Regions from separate parts of the Homo sapiens genome. Here all the other regions are linked to region 1. The links are chromatin loops, found by intact Hi-C in ENCODE. Cell type or tissue: OCI-LY7. All regions are shown on one strand.

The links. Hi-C counts contacts between places; a loop is a spot of excess contacts. Peaks named below come from ENCODE experiments on the same cell type or tissue, not always from the same donor. Only the 100,000 strongest peaks of a DNase experiment are listed, where the experiment ranks them.
Region 2: a loop joins it to region 1, with 6 times the contacts of the local background. A loop is called at or near these places in 4 of 110 quality-filtered maps.
Region 3: it touches region 1 in a loop (4-fold over the local background); 20 of 110 quality-filtered maps call a loop at or near these places.

The regions. Positions count from the first base shown.
Region 1 is chr16:89,096,693-89,101,692 of GRCh38, forward strand. ACSF3 (acyl-CoA synthetase family member 3) reads left to right here. Exons shown (of 11, transcript NM_001243279.3): 2 at 1,899-2,071; 3 at 3,970-4,655. The coding sequence starts at 3,990. Among named protein-coding and RNA genes, the nearest start is that of ACSF3, 5.3 kb to the left of the region's middle. In OCI-LY7, no CTCF peak of the experiment used is centred here; DNase peaks (open chromatin) are centred at 589, 989, 1,309, 1,959 and 1 weaker place; H3K4me3 peaks cover 3,854 bases; H3K27ac peaks cover 3,971 bases.
Region 2 is chr16:88,966,259-88,971,258 of GRCh38, forward strand. All of the region lies in intron 1 of CBFA2T3 (CBFA2/RUNX1 partner transcriptional co-repressor 3), which reads right to left. Among named protein-coding and RNA genes, the nearest start is that of CBFA2T3, 8.4 kb to the right of the region's middle. RefSeq lists a silencer at 1,446-1,495 and enhancers at 1,726-1,785, 2,755-3,610. In OCI-LY7, CTCF peaks have their summits at 2,304 (motif pointing left) and 2,504; DNase peaks (open chromatin) are centred at 1,133, 2,143, 3,953, 4,653 and 2 weaker places; H3K4me3 peaks cover 3,684 bases; H3K27ac peaks cover 4,439 bases.
Region 3 is chr16:88,939,371-88,944,370 of GRCh38, forward strand. The region is part of intron 1 of CBFA2T3 (CBFA2/RUNX1 partner transcriptional co-repressor 3); the gene reads right to left. LOC107984871 (a long non-coding RNA gene) reads right to left here and starts at 733. Exons shown (of 2, transcript XR_001752305.3): 1 at 1-733. It overlaps LOC100129697 (a long non-coding RNA gene), which reads left to right. Exons shown (of 2, transcript NR_168285.1): 1 at 1-962. RefSeq lists an enhancer at 118-307 and silencers at 788-947, 1,518-1,697, 1,808-1,877, 1,908-2,257, 2,518-2,857. In OCI-LY7, a CTCF peak has its summit at 2,670 (motif pointing right); DNase peaks (open chromatin) are centred at 2,051, 2,681 and 4,101; H3K4me3 peaks cover 3,574 bases; H3K27ac peaks cover 1,209 bases.

The DNA of each region.
Region 1 (5,000 bases):
CACCCCGAGTGAACACAGCTGTAGGTGCCAGGACTCCCCCCTTCCCTCGGCCGACTCTGGCTAGGCCAGGCCCTTCTCACCCTCCATAGGAAGCCTCCCCACCAGGCCCCCGTCCGTTCCTCCTGCCCGTGGCCTCTCCTCATAGCGCGTGGGCTCTCTGGGAGCTGGGACCATGTCACACGGGGCCAGTCACATCTGTCACCTCCCAGGGGCTGGTGGCAGGAGTGCCCACCCACAGGCAGCGCTCTGGATTCCGCGCAGGAGAACAGCAGTTTCTTCTCAGCCTGCACTTTGAGTTTGCCCAGCCCAGCTGTGCACGTCAGCATCACCAGCTCTGCTGAGCTCTGGGTTTTGTGGGGAATCCACTCTTATTCTTCCGTGGCTTCGCCCTGCGGGGTGACTCAGGAATTTGTAGAAATGCCAAAAGGGGGGCTGTGCTCTGGTAGTGTGTGCTGTGTGTGCTCAGCGTGTGGTTAGCGTGTGCTCAGCGTGTGGTTACCGTGTGCACAGCACGAGCTTGAACTCGCTTTGTCAGAACTCGGTTCTTTGTGGTCTGCAGAAACCTTTTCTGAGCAGCAGCTTTAGTTAGAGGGAAGCCGTCATCCCCCTTTTATGTGCTTCTGTCATATTGAGAAACAGCTACACACAATGACAGGCACCTTCTATATTGAGTGAGTGTCGCCGGCCGTCCTAGTGCTCCGCTCCTTAGCACCCCAGAAAGCACCGTCCCCTGCTCCGAGCACCCAAGGCACTCCCTGTGGCTCTCAGCAGCGGAAGTCTGGCCTCGGGGCCGTAACCCAGAGCACCCAGTGCCCAGTCGGTTTTCTGTGTGTGGATTCTCCTTGTTTCTGTGCCCTCACACCTGTAAAGCAGTGCAGGATCGGTTGGAAGTGAGGAAGGAAGCGTGGTGGGGCCGCCCTGGTTTGCTGCTTTCTGAAGCTGGCACAGCCCACGTGCCGATCTCGTGTCTTGTGTCTGGTGAAGCCCAGTTGTTTTCTTGCCATTCTCTGGGTTTCTCTATGGTAGCAGAGTCCAGGTGTGTGGGCGGACCAGCCACTGCCCTGCCTCTGAACAGCTGTGGAGGGCTTCTAGAACATGGGTGCCTCGCGTCAGGAGATGATGTGGCCTGCAGGACTGACCGTTTGGTAGGATTCAGAGAAGACTCACACAGGACGTCCAAGCAGCCCGCGGAGCTGTGCTGAGGTTCAGGGCCCTGCGTGGCTCGTTTTCCTCCTGCCTGGGCCAGAGGCAGGAGATCCCTCAGCTGGCTGGGACAGGGGACTTCATTAAGAGCCCCAGGCTACCTGGGAGGCGGAGCTTGCAGTGAGCCGAGATCGTGCCACTGCACTCCAGCCTGGGTGACAGAGCGAGACTCCGTCTCAAAAAAAAAACAAAAGAGCCCCAGGCTAGTGGGGAAACCAGACACCCAAATCAAACAAGCAAAAACCAAGGCCAGTAGTTGAGGGTCTCAAGCACAAAACATACTTTGGCTCTGACAATTTTCATTGTCATGAAGTTTGTTTTGTTAGACAACTATGAAGTGTTGTGACGGTTTCAAACTAAGAGCAGAAAACAAAACTGTTTAGTACAAACCACAGACAATAACACAGTAGCTTTCCCCTCACAAGTTAATGAAAGAGATGTGCTGGAGAGAGAGAACCTGCTGAACATGGGCACAGATCCCACAGAGGGGGCGTGGTGTGTGGGAGGAGACTCGACAGGGTCATGGGGTCACTGCTGCCCGTTGTCGGGAGATAAGGCTCACAGCTTTATTTGATAATGTTGTCTTTAGCTTGTAAATGAACATGCTTCCCTTCCCCCATTGAGTGTTGAGTGTTGTGCCTGTGGGAAGCGTTATACACACAGCCTGGGACCTCAGCACAGATGCCCGTTGACAGGTGTCCCACCGGCCTTCCGGGTTCCAGCGCCAGGCCTGGTGCCTGCCCCAGGAGGATGAGCATTTGCATTGCCTGCACCTTATCGTGCCCTTCCACCTGCTGAAGCAGCTGTGCCTGCCGCTCTTGTGAACTGCGAACTTCCCCTTACCTCCTCTCTCTGGCTCGGGAGCTGGGTGAGTTTGAACTTGGCCTCCTTTGCTTTTCTGTGTGCGAACAAGTGGTTGCCTTGTTTGTTTACTGAACAGAGTGTGGTTGAGGCAAAATGCTGAGATGAAACCTAACCTAATATGTGTGTATTAGACGGTAGCATCATTGTCAAAATAATACTTGTTCAAAGTCCCTGAAAACCAAACGGACAACTTGACTACGCTTCGGCCACAGGCCTGGGACGCTGTCAGACCGAGGGCCGCTGAGTGCCCAGTGGCAGCAGAGCCCAGAGGGTGCTTCCCCCAGGAAGGGAGGCAGACCAGCCTATTCTTACTGTGAGTCGAGCAAAGCTTTGATTATAAAGGGCCAGGGATGCAGGAGCCTCGTGGAGAGTGCCACCCCTTCTTCTCGCTCTGGAATGCGGGGGCTGTGCCCCTGGCCTGTGTCCGCATCCTGGGGCGGTGTCCCGTGGGCAGTGTCCTCTGGCTGCAGAATGCATGTTGCAGAATTGGACCAGCCCTCACGCGTCAGGAGCGTTGGGCCCACAGGCGGAGGCACCCTGGCTTCTTCTCGGTCTCCTTTCTCTGAATGAAGAATTCCAGTGGACGGCGGGCCCGCGCGACCCCTCCCAGGGAGCCCTCGCTTCCTGCTGATTTATTTGTTATTTAGTAGTTAAGTTTTTGGGGGGAAAGGAGAGAATTATAGTTCAACCTAAAACACGTTTTCTAGCTCTGTGAATTGCCTGATTTAAAGCTTGGCTTGGCTGGGTGCAGTGGCTCACACCTGTAATTTCAACACTTTGGGAGGCCAAGGTGAGTGGATCACCGGAGGTCAGGAGTTGGAGACCAGTCTGGTCAACATGGTGAACCCCTCGTCTCTACTAACAATACAAAAATTAGCCAGGCATGGTGGTGCGCACCTATAATCCCAGCTAGTCAGGAGGCTGAGGCAGGAGAATCACTTGAACCCAGGAGGCGGAGGTTACAGTGAGCCCAGATCACACTACTGTACTCCAGCCTGGGTGACAGACCAAGACTGCATCTTAGATAGATAGATAGATAGACAGAGCGGGTGAGACTCCATCCCAGATAGATAATAAAGAGAGAGAGAGAAAGGAAAAAAAGGTGAGAGAGAGGAGAGAGAGAAAGAAAAGAAAAGAAGGAAAAAAGCATGGCTTACACCTGCCATAACCCCAGGACTTTGGACCAGCCTGGGCAATACAGTGAGACCTTGTCTCTACCAAAAAAAAAAAAAAAAGCTGGGTGTGGTATCACATGCTTGTGGGCCCAGCTACTCGGGAGGCTGAGGCCACAGGATGGCATGAGCCCAGGAAGTCGAGGCTGCAGTGAGCCATGATTGCATCACTACACTCCAGCCTGGGCGACACAGCAAGACCCTGTCTCAAAAAAACGAACCTTGGCACCTCACCACATTTCCACTGCGCACCAGTGTGGGAAGGGTCTGAGAGAGGCAGCGCCGTGTCTGCCCCGGGGGCGGGGTCTCCAGGCCATGCCTGTTGTGAGCGGGGGCTGTGCTGAGCTCTTCTCTGCACTTCCCCCTCTCACGGGTGGTTTTCCAGGCTCAGGATTCTAAAACCCATTATTCAGATGTACCTTAAGTGTGTTGAATTTTATATGCTTCTCCTTGGTTTTACCTAGTTTATTTCATTGTTTAGAATTTTGTGTGGTTTGGGAATCCTTAAACTCATGAAGTGAAATAGAAAGCTGAGATGCTGGGCACGTACGGAACGTTCCAGCAGTGTGGGTGAGAAAGGCTGGACGTGGCCTGTCTGGTGCGCTGCCTCATGACTGAAGGTGCAGCAGGCGTACCTGGCTGGGTACTGGGGAGGTGTTTTAAATCCTGTCTTGGCCACGTTTGGATGGGACAGTTGGGCACTCACGTCCTGTGCCTTGCCTTTCTCCAGCTCGGCCGCCTGTCAGTGCAATGCTGCCCCATGTGGTGCTCACCTTCCGGCGCCTGGGCTGCGCCTTGGCGTCCTGCCGGCTGGCGCCTGCGAGACACAGAGGAAGTGGTCTTCTGCACACAGCCCCAGTGGCCCGCTCGGACAGGAGCGCCCCGGTGTTCACCCGTGCCCTGGCCTTTGGGGACAGAATCGCCCTGGTTGACCAGCACGGCCGCCACACGTACAGGGAGCTTTATTCCCGCAGCCTTCGCCTGTCCCAGGAGATCTGCAGGCTCTGCGGGTGTGTCGGCGGGGACCTCCGGGAGGAGAGGGTCTCCTTCCTATGCGCTAACGATGCCTCCTACGTCGTGGCCCAGTGGGCGTCATGGATGAGTGGCGGTGTGGCAGTCCCCCTCTACAGGAAGCATCCCGCGGCCCAGCTGGAGTATGTCATCTGCGACTCCCAGAGCTCTGTGGTCCTTGCCAGCCAGGAGTACCTGGAGCTCCTGAGCCCGGTGGTCAGGAAGCTGGGGGTCCCGCTGCTGCCGCTCACACCAGCCATCTACACTGGAGCAGTAGAGGAACCGGCAGAGGTCCCGGTCCCAGAGCAGGGATGGAGGAACAAGGGCGCCATGATCATCTACACCAGTGGGACCACGGGGAGGCCCAAGGGCGTGCTGAGCACGCACCAAAACATCAGGGCTGTGGTGAGTGCCGCCTGGCGCCGTGATGGTTTCGGTGACCGCACAGCACTCCGGGTGGGCTCCGGGCCAGAAGCACATCTTTTCATTCGCTTTTCTGTGGAGTCATTCACAGTTGTCACCATCCTGCAGACCCGTGTGAGATACAGGGACGCAGGCCCTCGGGGTGTGGCCGCTGGCCTCACTGGCCACGCAGGACGGCTCTGGGAGCGTCCAGGTGTAGAGGGATTGAGGGGCCGCCGAGTGACCCTGCCAGGACCATGCGGCATGAGGTCAGAAGGGACCACTCACTGCCTGTGATGCTGAGGGGCTTTTCGGAGGCCAGCCACGTGTTAGGATGCGTGGTCAGGA
Region 2 (5,000 bases), 130 kb before region 1:
AGGGACAGACTCCAGAGCAGCCAGCTAACAGGGCTGCCATTTTACCCTGGTCCTTGGCAGGAGTGAGGCCTGTGCCGGGGTAGGGGGGTGGCAGCCCCTGTGAGTGCCCACAGAGGAGAGCAGAGCGGGGGATCGCGAGTCCACAGACCTCCCGGCCCCTCTCCCACCTGTGCAGCATGGCTGGGCTACCTCCCCTGCCACACCCTCATCCCACCTGGGGTGACCACCAAACCCATGTCCAGACGAGGACCAGGCCCAATCAACCTCTGGCCTCCCATGAACTCAGTAGTGGAAGCAGTAGAAGCACCCGGTGCCAGGCCCTGCCCAGCGCCCAGCTTCCCAGCCTCCCTTGGAGGCCGGCCCTGGTTTCCACAAACAAGGAATTCCTCCAGGAGCAATGGACACTCTTGACCTCCAGAACCACTGCCTGCCATCACCAACACCTGCGCTGGACAGAGGCCTTTCTGAACACGAGCTGGGTGGGTTGGGGTGGGGGGCGTCTCCAGTGACTCCCGTGCCCTGGCCCTGCCTGGCTTGCAGAGCCACCCAGATGGAAGTCGGATGCAGCACGCCCACTGCTGCCCCTCAGAGACCAGGCGCTCATTTCCCCCAGGAAGCCGGGATAGGGCCCACACCCACCCTGGACTCTGGAAGCCCAGGATGAGAACTTCGTATCACACTCTAGTCCCTGTGGCCAATGTCTTGTGTTTGCCTTGGAGAAACCATGTGGGCCCCAGGGGACGAGGGAAAGCATCCTTGATTGAAGCATTGTTTGTAGCACGGGAAATTGACGCACTCAACCTCTCTCCATAGGGAAGCTGAGAACAGTGCGCTGGTGTGTGCCACCCCCAACCCCCAACCCCCGAGGTGCCACTCGGCCCCGACACGCGGCAGCACCATGCCACCCCCCAGCCCCCGAGGTGCCACTCGGCCCCGACACGAGGCAGCGCCATGCCACCCCCCCAGCCCCCGAGGTGCCACTCGGCCCCGACACGAGGCAGCACCATGCTCAATGCAGTCAGCCTCGCAGGTGTCGAGAGAGGAAATTGCAAAGGAAAATGAGAATTCGATGCCTTTTCTGTAACTGTGCGAGACACACTGCCTGGGAGCGACGGGGACGGGGCAGGATGCCTGGGGACGGCTTTCCACACCCTAAGTGCTGCCATGCGTCCACCTGTTCAGTTTTCACAGATGTGCCGGAGACGGGGACTGCTATTGCCCCATTTACCGATGAGGAAGCCGTGGTGGGGTGTGGGGTGGCTAAGCCTCTGAGCTAGGTCCCCCCAACCCCTTGATCCCATCTCGCCGCCCCCAGGTGGGGTGGCCTTCCGGGCTGGGGACACTGGACCTACAGGAATTCCTTTCTATAAAGAAGAGGGAAGGAAGGAGCAGGCCGGGGACGGGGACGGCGTGCTGCCCTGCGTGGCTCCCGCGACCTGGCTTCTCCTGGGGGGTTAAAGATCAGCCACAGAGCACAGGGGTGAGGGTCAGGCGCACACTGCCTGGGGGCTCGTCGCGGCTCAGCCCTCACACTGCCCCTTCCTGTCCAGGGCACCGGGGAACTCAGGACGCCCCCTGCCCCGGAGCAGCGCGTCCAGCGGGGGTCGGCGTGAGCTGTGTGGAGGCGCCCACCCTCCCTTGCAGCCAGAGGTAGGAAGTAGAAGGGAAAGAGGAGAGGTCGCTCTGTGGCCTCCAGAATGTCACCATTTTCACACATGTTCAGTTTATAAACTTTTAAGCTTTCTGCATCCTTCTTTTCGCACCATGACTAAAGTGACTGAAATTCTGTGGGTTCGACGGGTCATGGGGCTGAGTTGGGACCATGTGACCACAGGGCTTTGATGAGGAACCCCCCATACCGCCCATGCTGGGGCCCACCTGGAGGAAATAGGCCCAGAGAGGCACGCCCTGGTGAGAGGCCGAATAAGGGTGGACCACAGGGGACTGCCAGGGGCCCTGGCCGCAGGACTGCCCGTCCCAGCTGTCTCTGGCCCTGGGGAGGGGCTCAGTAGGGAGGGGCGGGAAGCACCTGGCAGTTTCAGTTTCGCCAGGAAGCGGCTGCCTGCTGTCTCCCTTCCCACCCGCCGCCCGGAGAGCCCCCCAGGTGGGGACGGCCCCTTGCACTGCAGACGAGGAAGCCCCAGCTGAGGGGCCGCAGGACAAGCCTCACGGCTCCTGGCAGTGGGGACAGAGCCAGGCCCAGCCTCAGCTGCGTCTCAGGAGGACCTGGGGTGGGAGAAGCCCCTGGGGGCCGAGAGCAGATGAGGGCAGATCTGACTGGCATCTTCTGTCACCTGCTGGTGACCTTTTAGAACACGTGGTCCCAACCCTTGGTCTAGAATATGCTGCCGTGTTGGAGGGGCAGAAGCAGCTGAGACGGCTGTCCGTCCCCCGCCTGTCAGTCCGTCTGTCTGGGGCTGGGGGTGTCAGGACAACACCCACCACTGCAGGCCCCCTTGGGAATAAGCGGCAAGAAGCTTCGGGGTCCAGTTTGCACCGAGCCCCTCCAGCGGGGACGCCTCTTTCATTTCTGCACCCTGCGCCTGGCACGGAGGGGTGTGCGGTCAGCGGGTGGGGGCTGATTGGGTGACTTGCAGTGACAGGGTGGCGAGGCCCTGGACCTGAGTGCCATGTGACCCCCATGGACCATAACCCCTCTGAGCTCCAGGGTCTGCAGCGCTGCAGGCCTCACACAAATCGGGGGCCAGGAGCCTAAGATCTGCTCTCTAAATCTGGGAGCCCAGCCAGAGCAAGCCCTCAGCAGACCCAGCCCCAGTGTGCGGCCTGGTGCCCCCGTTTTGAGGAATCCCCCATCCTCTCGTGAGCAGTCGGCTGGGTCAGGCTGGCTCCACCGGCTCTGGGATTCGGCTGCAGCCTGGCCCGGATGCCGCCGGGGTCACCGCCATCTGGAGTGAGGGGCTGCAGCGGACACGGCTGGAGGGACGGTTGCAAGGTCCCCTCCCCCACTCTGTCCCCCTCAGGTCTGTGAAGTCGGGACTTTCTAGACACTCAAAACACACCTGGACTTGGGAGCTCAGGAGGAAGCTCCGGGAGCCCACAGGGTGGGGTGAATTCTCCAGTTCCTTCTCTACTGGGCTCCCTCCCGGCTGGTGCCTCCTGGCCTTGGCAGGGGTGGGAGGCCTGGTGTCTGCAGGGCCAGCTGCGGGGGTCGCAAGAGCGGGGCCCCTTGGGAAGGAGTGCCAGGAAGAGGGTCTTTCCTCACCAAATCCCACCCCAGCCTTCAGGAGGGGCTCGCCGCCACCCCGTTTTACAAACAGGAGACAGGCTGGGGTCAGCGTGGCCGGTGGACAGCAGTTTCCATTCCCACCATGGTCGGGTCCAGCCACTGCCCCTCACAGACCAGGGAGCCGAGGGAGAGGGGGGCGGGGCCGGCCTGACGACGCACAGACCTCAGCACCGCCCGTGGGGCTGCATCTTGCAGGCTCAGGGCAGCAGGCCAGGCTTGGCTGCCAGGGTGCGAGTGGCAGGTGCCGGGGGGCAGGTGCTGGGGCTCCCGGTGGGCCCTACTAGAGGGCACCGTGGACCCGGTCCAGTTAGGGTGAGCATGGCCTGGGGGGTTGCGATTTGGCAGAGCCCCCGATCTTCTGCAAGGCTGTGGGTTCACCCCATCCCCCTCCACAGGGGCCTCCCAAAATGAGCCCCAGAAGCTGTGGCTGTTGGAGGCTTCTGCCATGTCTTCTCAGGAGGGCATGCCTTCTGGCCCCACTCCTCCCAGGGAGAAAGCCACACTTGGGGCCCTCACCCCAGGAGTCCTCGTCTCCACAAAGGGGGCGCCTGGAAAAGCTGATGGAAATTCACGTCAGTGGGAGGCAGGCCTGGGGGAGGGGTTGGCCCACTCTCCAAAAGCTGCCAGTGAAACGGCTGCTCTGCAGCTGTCCTGGGCCGAGAGAGGATTTCACTCCAGGAGGCGGTGGCGGCGGCCCCAAGCCGGCAGCCTTGCTGTGTGATCAGCTGGGTGTCAGGATGTGCTTGATCCAGGGGTCGGCGACGCGGGTGTCAGGCAGCACCTGCGTGGGGCTTCCTCAGGTGAAGCAAGGAGACGGAGAGGTGGGTTCGGAGGGGCTCAGCTGAGGGCGCGGCTCTCGTCTCAGAGCAGGGCGTGCAGTGGGGTCCCTCTCCTGAGATGCGACCTCAGCTGCCTTGCCTCTGGGAGGGTCCCTGGCAGAGATGCACAGCCTGGGAGGACGTGGCCCACCCCAGCCCCGCTGTGTGAGCTCGGCTGGTTTCCTGACCTTTCTGATTTGTGTCCTCATCTGAGGTCAGCGATGCCCTTGAAGTGTTGCCGGGTGAAAGCCGGGAAGGGATTGCCGTCTGCCCCTTCCCTCCGGGGCCACAGGGCCTGAGTTCCTGGGAAAACTGTGGAGCCAGTCCCTGCCTCAGCACCAGCAGGATGCACACAGCCAAGTAACAACTGAAGGACCAGGAGCACGGAGGCCTCGCCTCGCCTGGAGATGGAATAGACTCACGCCTTCCAGGGCTCAGCACCCTCCTGGGCCAGCACCGTCTGCTGAGGGCCCTGCTGCAAGCAGGCACCAGAGCCCCTGTCTCGTGCAGCCGACGCTGGGGGCCGGGGGATGAGTAGTACGTAAGGGGGCAGCTGGTTTTTCTCATGGGGTGACAGATTGAAGGAGAGGAACACCGAGGGAAGGAGGTCGGTCGGGAGGGGGCTCCTCGGCGAGGGCATAGCACAGGCACGGGCTCGGGAGGCTTGTGGAGCCGCCAGGCAGCCGGGGCTGTGAGTGCCGGAGGCCGACGCGGTGGGGTCGGGCCGGGAGGGCTGGGCCGTGGGTGTGCGCAGGTGTGATGTGGCTGACGTGTTTTCATCAACTCAATTTTCCTTTTTTTTTAAAGACACGGTCTCCCTCTGTCATCCAGGCTGGAGTGCAGGGGCGCAATCTTGGCTCACTGCAACCTCTGCCTCCTGGGTTCACACGATTCTCCCGCCTCAGCCTCCCGAGTAGCTGGGATTACAAGCACCC
Region 3 (5,000 bases), 160 kb before region 1:
ACATCCCAGGAGAGATGGAGCCTGCCGGAAGACTGATCCTGATGCGACACTCTCTTCCCTCCCTGAGCCCCAATCTCGGGTGGAGGCCACATCTGTTCCTCCTGCTCTGGGCGCTTCTTCCTTTCTGTTTCCCTTTCAGTGTGGAAGAGTGGCCGCTTGCCCAGCAGGACGGTCCCAAATAGCATGGCTTTTCCAGGCACGGTGCTGTCGGCCGCACAGAACAGGACCCTCCCGGCAGCTCCGGCTTGCACAGCATCCGCCTGTCTGGCCCCTGTGGAAGTATCTGACTCCCAACGCCCAGACTGGAGCGGGGGCAAAGGACACAGCCCGACCCCAGAGGCACACAGAGCCAGCCCTCCACGGAAGAACGTGCCCAGGAACTGTGGGCTGGGCCTTCCTGCCTCCTCCCCTGCCGCGAAAGCGATGCCAGGGGCAGGTGAGGGTCGGACGCGCTCAGGCCCAGCCCTCGCCCCTTCAGGTCTGGGGGACACAGTGGAGTCCCAGCCTCAAGAAGTTTCCCCAACCTCTCAGAAACTTGAAGGGCAATGCCAGGTACCGAAAAACCGGCCCCCGCCCCTTATCCCCGGCCGACCCGTCCGCCGAGGTGGCTGCCCTGGGAACCTCCTGTTCCTCGTCCAGGAGAGGAAACGCACACCCGGGCCGGACGCACAGAAGCCGCACCCTGGCTGGGGCCACAAGCCTGACAGCTACCGACAAGCCCCCACCCACAGGAGCACGCGACGTGCTCTCTTTTCAAGGGAAAGGTTTTTCTTCCTGGGCCCTGGAATGGGCCTGAAGTCAGCCGGCCTCAGCCCACAGGGTGAATGAGGGGTGGGCACAGCCCGGCCGCGGCCCCAGCACACACGGGCGGACGCAGGGGCGGGGGAGCGCCAGCCCCGCAGTGTGTTCGGAGCCCAGCGGCTCTGAGTCGCCGCCACCAGCCTGGCCGCCTTCTGCTCCACGTAAGTGAAGTCAGCCGTCTAGGGCTGCGTTTCCAGCCATCTGTCCCTCCACAGAGGCTCACACCTCCCTCCCCGCTGTTCCCACAGCCTGGCTCGGGGCCTGCCCAACACAGATGGACGCTTCCCAAAGGCTGTGCGCGCCATCGCTGCCACCCGGCTGTGCCGAGGCCCGCGGCCGTCAGGACCCCAGGGACCGCATGCCAGGCAGGGTCCAGGACCCCCAGCGCGGACCACCTTTAGCCTGCGGGGCAGCGCCGGGGACCCGGGCAGGAGGGAGAGGAGCAGGAGGGAGCTCTGGACCCCCCTCCCCAGACCGGCCGCCGCCACCTCTGCCTCTCCCAGGGCCGCCCTCGGCCTCCCCACTCCCGGGTCTCCGTCACGCGGGCCGCGGGGCCTTTGTTAGGAAAACCGGGCGGCCCCAGGGGAGCCCGCGAGACTCCCAGCGCCCGGGCGCGTCGTTCCCCTCGAAGTTTCGCCGCAGCCCCCGCAGGTCAGGCTCTGCTCACGGGGGGCTGCGCTCAGCCCGGATGGGTGGGCGCTGGGCGGGTTGGCTCCACCCTGCCGTGGGCACCAACTTTGAAAACGGCCCGTGCGCTCGGCGCGGCTGCGGCGCAGATCCGGGAACGGCAGCCGCGGGCGGAGTCGGGGTAGAGCGGCGGCGGCGCGCGGGGCGGACACGGCACTTACGGTCGGGGGGTCCGGGGGATCCGGCGGGCGGCGGACGGCGCACACTCGCGACTCGGTCCGGGAGTCGCTGCTCCTTCCAGCTTGGTCCCCGCCTCCACGACTCAGGGGCGGCTGCGCGCTGTCTTCTGGCGCCGCACCGGGCTCAGGCGCGCGGCGGGGCTGGGGCGCGCGGGGCGGCCGCCTGGGCCATGCCGGGGACTCGGCTCCGGCCACCCCGCGCGGGAACAAAGCGCGCACCCCGCCCGGGGCGGTCTCCGGCCTCCGCGGCCCGCGCCGGGTCCAGCCGCCGCGCCTGTGGCTCCAACGCCGCGCGCTCGCCCGAGAGTCTCACGGGGCCCCGCGGCCCCCGCCCCGCGCGCTCCGCCTCCGCCTCCTGCCCCCCGCCGCCGCCGCTGCGCCACCTGCCTCCCGCCCGGCGCCCATGGCGCTCAGCTCCGCCCCGGGGCGCCGGCCTGGAGAGGGGCTCCCCGCCGCCGAGAGCCGCCCCCAACGCCTCCGCCACCGGGGCGGCGCCCTAAGAACTGGCCGTGGGGGCCGGGGCTGTGCGGAGCGCCGGGAGCAGGGAGAGGGGAGAGGGGCGCGGGGAGGGGGCGACGGGCGCGCCGCCTCCTGCGGGGGGCGGCGCGGGGAGGCGCAGGCGGGGGCGAGCGAAGAGGTTGAGGGGTGCGGGCGCCGTGGAGGGGGCGCGGCTCTGGGGGGCGGCCCCCGCCTGCGCCCACCCTCTCCCCCTCCGCAGGCCGCGCACACCCACCTCGCAGCAGTCGGCGGCCGCGGGCCTCGCAGCTTTAGAACCGCGGCTTCTGGCGGCCGCGCGGGAGGCTGAACGGGAGTTGGGGGGTGTGGGGGGGGTGGGGAGGTGGGGAGTTGGGGGGGAGGTCGCTCCTTCGGCCGCCGCCCCCGCCCCCTGCCCCGCGCTCGCCCCCAGCGCGGCGCCTGGCCCGGCCCGGGGCCACCTCCGTGCGTGGCCGGCAGGGGTCGCGCTCCCCCCGCTCAGCCTCCCGGGCGGGTCCGATGCGAAGCCCTCGCTTCCCGCGGGTCCCGGGGCCAGGTCATTTGCATACACTTTGCATTCATTTGCATATCGTGCGTTTCATGTCCACCTGCAGAAACGCCCCGAGCCGCTGCTCTGCCCTCTCCGCACTTTCTCTGCCGGCAGGCCCCCTCCCCCGCCCGCTTTGCCTTTCCCTAAAGTACTTTGTGGCGTGTCTGGCGCATTTGCCTGCTTAGTACATTTTAGTAAAATTGGCGCCTTTTCCCTGTTTCCTGCCCCAACGCACACGTGCTCTTACTTTAGACACAAGCGGCTGGGGGGCCCAGGGGTCACCATTAGGAGACACAAGAGGCCAGACCTTCAGAGCAGCAGGGCCTTGGTTTGCCTCTCATTTCGCATAAATTTTGCATGTGAAGGTCCGAGGTCCCCAATCCCCAATATAAAAATATGGCAACGTGCGAAACATGGCCCATTCCAGCTTTGTGCCGCGGGCCTTTTCCCCCCACCCCTCGTCCCTCTCATGGACTTGGCTCTACCCACCTGAGCTGGCAGAGGAAGGGGACGGAAACCCAGAACGGGGGCTCCGTGAGGGGGAGGACAGCACCATGTCCTCCTGCAGCCCCTGGGCAGCGGTCTGGTCAGCTGGGTCACTAACCGCAGTGTGGCCCAGCCAGTTCCTCCAGCTCCTGGCTGTGGGAAGTGCTGTCTGAAGCCAGCCAGACTCCGTGAAAATTGTGACACAAACGCCAAGCACCTTCATTCTCCTGGTTTTCAGACTGTGCGTAACATGGTGCTTGCCCATGTGGCTCAGCCCAGTCCTTGTGGAATGGAGGTTTTCAGACTGTGCGTAACATGGTGCTTGCCCATGTGGCTCAGCCCAGTCCTTGTGGAATGGAGGGGGAGTTCTGAGCCCACCCCACAGTACAGTGCGAGTCCCCATGCGGTGGGTGTGTTGCCTAAGGTTACCGATTTTATGCTCGAAATTTATCCATCCTGGCTCCCTGGCTTCATGGACTCTGAGGCACAGTGGATTTTAAGATGCACCATTATTTTGTGTGCCACTAAGAAAGGAAAACATTCTGCCGGTGATAATCCTAAAACGCCCCCAGGTTTCAGAGATTTTACAAAGCAACATAAACGTGGGAGTGGGGGCAGGTGGGAGAATTCAGCAGCGAACCACCCTGAAGTCAGTCGGGTTGTGAGCTAAACAATGCCTGCGGCAGCTGTGGCTGCCCACAGGGCCTGGGAGCAGAAGCTGGCCTGGACCTGGGCCGGAAGCCCTCACCCAGCACCAGCGGCACGTCCGTGGTCTCGGTTCTCTGGACCGCAGGCTTCGGGTGTTAAGTGACCAGTTGCAACATCTCTGACTTACACAGGGTGCTCACAACCATTTGAGGAGTGACAGACCTGAAGGCACTGAAGATACCACTGCAGCCATCAGACACCACAACCCAGGCGCTGCACCTGCCCCACCGCAGCCCCTCCTCCCTACTCAGGAGAGCTGTGGTGGCGTGGTAGAGAAGAAAGGGATATCGCAGGCAGGAGGGCTTCCTTTAGTGCTGTGAGTGGGTCAGCCTGACGCCTAGCCCAGCGGTCACAGGGTGGTCAGATGGTCCTGGCAGTAGCTGGCACAGAGCTGGGCACCGTCTCTGCATTTCCCCCCGTGCTGTGCGGATGCTCCCGGAACGCCCATTTTACAGGTGGAGAGGCTGAGCCTCTCAGCCACACCGACTTCCTGCTGCCTTATCCAAGAACTGGTTTCTTGCCCTGGATGCGGCCAAGTCACAGCTCCTGGGCATTTCGAGGGGACATTTAAGGAGGAGACTACCAGCCCTATGTGAAAGATGTCTGCAGTCTGTCCGACAAGGCCAGCGTCACCTGTGCGGGAGACAGACCACGGGCGAGCAGGACCTCGGAGGGCCACACTCAGGGCTCGGGAGGGGGCAGAGCCGTGGAGGAGGGAGCTCGAGGGTGTGCCCATGGAGCTCCCAGTGTGTCGCTGTCTGTAGAGGCAGGAGCTCAATTCACTTAAAAGAAACCACCACGGCCGGGTGCGGTGGGTCACGCCTGTAGTCCCAGCACTTTGGGAGGCCGAGGCCGGCGGATCATGAGGTCAGGAGATCAAGACCGTCCTGGCTAACACAGTGAAACCCTGTCTCTACTAAAAATACAAAAAATTAGCCGGGCGTGGTTGCAGGTGCCTGTAGTCCCAGCTACTCGGGAGGCTGAGGCAGGAGAATGGCCTGAACCCGGGAGGCAGAGCTTGCAGTGAGCCGAGATCACGCCACTGCACTCCAGCCTGGGTGACAGAGCGAGACTCCATCTCAAAAAAAAAAAAAAAAAAAAAAAGGAAACCACCT